2 separate regions of the Mus musculus genome follow, and region 1 is linked to region 2. Evidence: chromatin contacts called from ENCODE Hi-C or POLR2A ChIA-PET data. All regions are on one chromosome and are shown on one strand. Each heading gives the region's core, a stretch centred on a gene start or an enhancer-like site at or near the end of the contact. The rest is flanking DNA. Distances are from core to core; before and after follow the strand shown. Region 1 holds the start of Lima1 (LIM domain and actin binding 1). Region 2 overlaps Lima1 (LIM domain and actin binding 1).

Evidence for each region. A loop is a pair of places that touch in the nucleus more often than their neighbours do. ChIA-PET counts read pairs that join two places held with the same protein, here RNA polymerase II (POLR2A).
Region 1: POLR2A ChIA-PET joins it to region 2 with 173 read pairs in embryonic stem cell. The contact joins the promoter of Lima1 here to the enhancer-like site in region 2. A Hi-C loop is called at or near these places in 2 of 37 maps with a recorded cell type or tissue (gastrocnemius and heart). POLR2A ChIA-PET finds 5 or more read pairs at or near these places in 4 of 5 experiments (Patski and embryonic stem cell).

What each region holds. Positions count from the first base shown.
Region 1 is chr15:99,873,900-99,877,253 of GRCm38, forward strand. Lima1 (LIM domain and actin binding 1) reads right to left here and starts at 1,557. Exons shown (of 11, transcript NM_001113545.1): 1 at 1,434-1,557.
Region 2 is chr15:99,838,519-99,842,027 of GRCm38, forward strand. All of the region lies in intron 2 of Lima1 (LIM domain and actin binding 1), which reads right to left. Among named protein-coding and RNA genes, the nearest start is that of Gm17057, 22 kb to the left of the region's middle. Within about 2 kb of position 1,648, at least 1 of the 3 ENCODE cell types and tissues checked has a DNase peak (open chromatin) inside an H3K27ac peak, as active enhancers do; it is gastrocnemius, where a contact is called at or near this core.

The sequences.
Region 1 (3,354 bases), core at 307-2,806, 35 kb after region 2:
GAAAGAAAGAAAGGAAGGAAGAAGAAAAGAAAGAAAGAAAGAAAGAAAGAAAGAAAGAAAGAAAGAAAGAAAGGACGAACGAACTTCTCTGGGCTGGCAAGATGGCTCAGAAGATGAAAACCTTTGCTGCACAAGACTAAGGACCAGAGTTTGATCCTCAAATCCTAAGTTAGAGAGAACCAACTCCTATAAGCTGCCCTCTGACCTCCACAAGCCTACCATAGCACGATGGCTGGTATTCATGCACACACATCACACAAATGGTAATTTTTAAAATATATATATATATATATATATATATATATATATATATATATATATATATATATATATATATATATATATATATATATATATATATATATATTGAAGGTCAGGGACAGTGGAGCACACCTTTAATCCTAACATTCAAGATGCAGAGGCAGCCATATTTCAGGCAGCCAAAGCTAGATAGCCAGCTCAAGGCTAGTCAGGGATTCTCTGAAGAAGCAGAAAGAGGAAGAGAAGAAGAAAAAGGAGGGAGAGGAGGAGGAGAAGACAACGACTGAGGAGGAGTTGTTCTTTCCTGCTAACTCTATAGCTTTTTGAAGGCTGTCTAAACATGATCACACTTGGTCGTCCATAGACTAACTGGACTAGGTATTTGTACCAGTAACTATGTAGATACAAAGTAGCCCACTCACCCACTTCCGTGCCAAGGATGATCTGCCCTCCAAAGGTCAACGTCTTAAAAACATAACCTCACAGTCTTCGGCTAACTTGCAAAGTCAACAGAACCATTTGGATTAGGCAGATTTTTGAGAGCTGGAATTAGTTGCAAGACAATAGCAGATCAGTATCTCTCACCAGGATCAGCTAAACTCATTGTTGTGAGCACCAATAAGAAGGCTAGGACGGGTGCCAGATGGTTCGCTCCTAGCACCCACGACTTCGAGCTCCAGTGTGTGTGGCCAGGGGTGTACAGTTACCTAATATTAACACCTACGGATGCGAGTGAGCAGTGGATCCCAGCTCAAGTACACCATAGCGATTTGGGAAGGACACAGCAAGTAGGAACTGTTCGGAAGGATGTTAAGTCTTAACCAGAGTTCATCTGGAGGAATGGACGGGAGAAAAATTGGAAAAGGAACGGCCGCGTGGAAGAAGGAAAGAGTGGCAGGATTACCTCCCTAAGAGGGTGTTTTAACTTTTGATGAAATGCCACTTTCCCTCCATCCCGTGCGAGACCAGGGGCCCAGGCAGCGAAGTCTCAGTCCCTTGGACTTCCCAGAAGGGAGGGCGGAGCATGGGAGGCTCCTCCAACGTGGACCCCAAGGGGTGAGCCTCCTGCTCCTGCTACCCACCGCCTCAAAATACGCGGGGAGAGTGCGGGGCTCAGCAGGGTCTCCGCGCGCATGCAGGCTGCGGAGGGCGAGGCGAGAGGAAGCGCTTACCTGACTAGAAAGCCGTCGGGGCTCGGCGCTGCACGGCCACGGTCCTGCGCTCTGTCTGCCCAGCGCACCTGTCGCAACTGGGCTGCAGCACCTTCAGCTCCGCGGCCCCGCCCCGGCCCCGCTCAGAGCCCCGCCCCCTGCCGCGGAGGCGCGCCCGTCTCCCGCCTCCCGCGCGGCCTTGGAGCGAACGTGCTCGCTCCCGGCGGCGTGTTCAACTCGTGACCGGAGCGTCGCCCTAGTAGCGGTGGTGTTGCAGGAGGCGTGGCTCCTGTGTCAGCCTCCAACTTGGTCGTGTCCCCTTTCTGGCTCACCCTATCTCTCTCTGACTAGAGATTGCAGCAGTTTGATCTGAGACTCACCCAGAAATCTGGTCTAAGTGCAACTTCAGGGAAGTTCCTGGTGCTGTCGGGGTAAGTTCTGTGGAAAGGTATTTTAAGAGAGGCCATGCCCTGTGCTGCAAAGAGCTGCCAAAGAGGCCTGGCTCAGACTACATTGGATCACTTCACCTCAGTGGACCTGAGTTTCCTCAGGAAAGGATAGGATTAGATAAGAGTAGGTGGTGTCCAAGTTCTCCAAGAGCTATGGGTTTTGTTTGTTTGGTTTTTGGTTTTTTGTTTTTTTCAACAACGGGTGGTTTTCCTTCATTTTCTTTTGAGACAGAGGAGGGTCATCACATGTAGCTGAGATTAGCCTGGAACTCACAGTGTAGCTGAAGTGATCTTTGAGCTGTTGGCTCACAAAACTGCCCGTAACTCCAGCACCTGGGGAACCTGATACCATTTTCTGGCGTCCGTGAGGAACTGCACACACATCACACACTCACACACATATACATACTAATAAGATTAAATAAAAGTCTTTTTTAAAAGAGGCTCTAAGAGAAGGGTAGTAGCACACACCCTAGAGTGGGCTTGCACTTCTCAACAGTGTCTGCAAGACCTGTTTCTGTTTCTGCACTAGGAATGTGAGGGTCTGAATAGATCATGAGGAGACATAGCATGTGGCCATCCAGCCCTCAGATTCTTGGCTCCACCACCATTCCTCTCTGCACGAAGCCTTTTGATAGTATCCTTTCCTGAGGTCTAGTGACATACCAAACGAAAGGAATTCTGAGGCTTTTCATGTGAGTGTTGATTAGTATCATAAGGGCCAGTGGTAGAAAGATTTGTTCAACTCCTAAAGCAGTCACTGGCAAAGGGCACAGGACATGTGGCCTTTATCCTGGCAACTGAGGTAGGATGGTTGCCTTGAGTCCCTGGATGTCCAGTGTTACAGAGTGAGAATAACCCAAAAGGAACAAAACAAGAAACCTACAAAAAGCTGTTGATGAACAAGTTTTAAGGAATTGAGCCATTCACCAAGGATAGAATATCATTCAAAAATCTAACCTAGACTGATTTCTGGATAAATGTACTAAAGAAGCAAATTAACTTTATTCGAAGATTAAAAGGGTTTTGTTTTTGTTTTTGTTTTTTTAAACGGGAAATCAGCAAACTTCTCTAACAGCTTGGGAAAGGAGCTTCATAAGCCGAACAAGGAAGTAATGATATTGGCTTTGCTTTATTTGATACGGTCACATGGCAGCTCCCTAGTTATATAACCAATTGACTGGTTGGCTATCTGTGAATGGCTGTCTCGATTCAGAATTAATCAGTTAGAAGGACTTTCTGGTACAAAAATAACCTTAGGCTAATGGCCTGCTTATTTTGTGTTAACACCATTAAACATGAATAATCCAAGGCCTGAGAACTGGTCACCACCCACAATGGGCCCTCGTACCCTTGATCACTGATTGAGAAAATGCCTTATAGCTGGATCTCATGGAGGCCTTTCCTCAAGGGAGGCTCCTTTCTCTGTGATAACTTCAGCTGTGTCAAGTTGACACACAAAACCAGCTGGGACAGGAGAATGTTAAAGAGGA
Region 2 (3,509 bases), core at 398-2,897:
CAGGGGTTAAGAGCACTGGCTGCTCTTCCAAAGGTCCTGAGTTCAATTTCCAGCAACCACACGGTAGCTTACAACCATTAGTAATGGGATCTGATGCTCTCCTCTGGCATGCGTGTACATGATGATAGAGCACTCATATACATAAAAATTCATAGAATGTGGGGGCTGGAGAGATGGCTCAGTGGTTAAGGACACTGACTGCTCTTCCAGAGGTCCTGAGTTCAATTTCCAGCATCTACGTGGTGGCTCACAGCCATCCCTAATGGGGTCTGATGCCCTCTTCTGGTGTGTCTGAAGACAGCTACAGTGTACTCACATACATAAAATAAATAAATAAATAAATCTGAGAGAGAGAGAGAGAGAGAATGATGCTATGATCTCTGATGGGAGTCGATACTGGAGATGCAGCAGGGCTGCCACTGTGTCTCCTGGCCCTAGAGCATTTTAGGCACACGTGCAGAAAGAGCAGGCTTAGGCAGCCACTACACAGACACATGACTCAAGTCATGAGAAAGCCAAGCCTAGTAAACCGATCGCAGGTGGGGATGAGGAGGGTGAAAAGGTCGGGGGTGAGGCAGCTTCTCTACAGAACAGGGGATTCTCAGGCCCGTTAATCATATCCCCCCGACTGTCTCGTATTCCTTTGCTTTCTTCCAGGTCCTGGTAGCCCCTCCACGCCCACCCCACCAGCTTTCACTCAAAAGCCCCATTAATCGTCTCCATGCTACCAATCTCTCACTGTGCCAATAAAGCTTTCCTGCTGCTGCCAGAAGCATCTTAGGAAAGCACAGGTCTCATCTTGTCAGTCTCCCTGCAGGGAAACTTCCCACGGCATCTTGCTGTTAACCCAACTAAAACCCCAGCCAGCACAGTTGGAGCTGACCATCTGGCCTAACTGACCTGTGTGGGCCCTATCCCTCCATCACGCAGGGTCTCCATGCCTTTCCTTGTTCCCTTCGCTCTACGCTCAACTCTCATTTCACAAACCAACCTCCTCTATCGATCTCCCCGAGGATAAAAAAACAAAACACTTAGGTCAAGAGGTAGAGGCAGGAGTTCAAGGTTATCCTCAGTAAGTAGCAAGTTCAAGGCCAGTCTGAGCTGGAAGAGTTTGTTTAAACAAAACAAAAGAAAGACCCCTGAGACAGCTGGGTTCCACTGCAGACACACAAAAGAGGAGTCTTTAGGAAGGCCTGGGAAACCCACAGAAGATGGTTTAAAAACATGTGCAAGGGAACTGGGGGTTGTAGCTCAGTGGTCGGATGCTTGCCTGGAATACACGAGCTTCCGGGGCTCAACCCCGAGGACTTAAAGAAAACGGACAAGAGCCGGGCAGAGTGTAGTACCTTAGCTTCTGTTGAGCAGAGATGGGAAACTGGATATCTGGGTATTCAGTCTTGTTACATAATGAGGTCTAAGACCCTGTCTCCAAAAAAAAAAAAAAAAAAAAATTCAAAATATCTTTGACATTCCTCCCACCAGAAGGTGGAGCCAAATTCCACCCCCTTCTCCAGAATAGGAGCCAGCCTTCTGATTCACATCTGAGGATAAGGCCACTAAAAAGTGTATGGCTTCCAAGACCAAGGTCAGGAGCAAGCATAGAGCTTCTGGCTCCTCCCCTTTTGCACGCCCTCCTCTCCAGACTTTTGCCTTTGGAACCCAGCCACCAAGCCAAACAGTCACATGGACTGGCCATGTGGAGGTGCTCCAGCCCTGACTCCAGCCTGTGAGCCGCCCTGGCTGATGCTAACTTGAGAAGAGACAAGCCCAAATCAGTTACAAACCAAACACTGTCATTCACTGCGAGTCATAACTCTCAGTCTTAGAGATTTAGTGAGGCTGGGCATGATAGGCCAACCTGCACTGTTGAGGAAAGCCCTACCTAGAGGGATGAGGTACTGGCTGGTCTGGAATTCTTTTTATTTTTAAATTTATTTTATTTTATATGTATGGGTGTTTTTGTCTACATATGTCTGTGGATGATGTGTGTGCCTGGTGTTGGCAGAGGTCAATACAGACAATTGTGAACTGCCATGTGGGTGTTGGGATTTGAACTCACATCCTCTGGAAGAGCAGCTGGTGTTCTTAACAATTGAGGTGTCTCCCTAGCCCCTGTTCTGGAATTCTTCATGTAAACCAGACTGGCCTTGGCCTTGCAGTGATCCTCCTGTCCTAGCCTCCCAGGTGCTGGGATTGTAGGTGTGTACCATTATACTCTCTATAAGCTGTTCAGATTGGCCTTAAACACACTTTGTGCCTTGGCAGACCATGAAGTTGGAATTCTCCTGCCTCAGACTCCCAAATACTTGGAACTATACATCTCTGACACTAGGCCATGAATTTTGGGTTTTGTGATGGGTCTTGCTATATTGTAGCTGGTCTTTGCTACTTTGTGAGTTCTTCTTCTTCCAGCCCTTTATCCCCTACTCCTTATCACTAAATAGGAGAGAAAGGATAGAGGAGAAAGAGAGAGACAGAGAGAGAGAGAGAGAGAGAGAGAGAGAGAGAGAGAGATCCCTGAATCTATCTTTCTTTTTGTTTCTTCTTTGAGCAGGGCTACTAACAAACTGTAACAACCCCCCCTCCCCCCAACATACAACTCAGCCTGCCTTTCTTTTTTTCTTTCTTTCTTTTTTTCTTTCTTTCTTTCTTTCTTTCTTTCTTTCTTTCTTTCTTTCTTTTTTTGTTTTTTTTTTTTTGTTTTTTTTTGTTTTTCGAGACAGGGTTTCTCTGTGTAGCCCTGGCTGTCCTGGAACTCACTCTGTAAAACTCAGAAATCCGCCTGACTCTGCCTCCCGAGTGCTGGGATTAAAGACGTGCGCCACCAGGCCCAGCTTCGGCCTGCCTTTCTAGACCCTGACATTTATATACTCTCTGAATTCCAAATGTCACACAATCGCAGAAAGTATCATCTACAGCTGGTAAAACCACCACTCTGCTAGAGCATGAGGCAAATCACAGTCAGCTGCTCTAGGCAGTCCAAGCAGCCCTACATCCTCACACCTGGCATCAAAATGAAACATATTCTTACAATATCTTTGTGTTTTTTTAGAGAAACCAAAACTCCAGAATTGTCACTAAACTATATAGCTAACATTGGCCTGGACATAGTGATCCTTCTGCCTCAGCCTCCTGAGTGTGGGAGTGTAGGCACGTGCTACCATATATGTAAGACTTTAAAAAAAAAAAAAAAAAAAAACAGAACCGGGACACTATATCATTAATAACTACTCTAATGAGTCATTCTTTTTAAAAGTTTAAAATTATATTTCTTTAGTTTTGAGTGTGTGTGTCTGTGCGCGCACACACGTGTAGGTGATGACCTAAGAGTATTGGGAAGGGCACGCTAGCTGCGGTAGATTGGAGGTGCCCAGAAATTGAGCCAATAATTTTTCATCCACAGATCCAAAGGAACCTGGAAGCCCCTTCTCAGAGCTTAGAGAGGGGTAGGTAGCAAAAGCTACGCACAGTATCCACCTTTGCTGGCCTCTGCCCCACTGGCACATCTC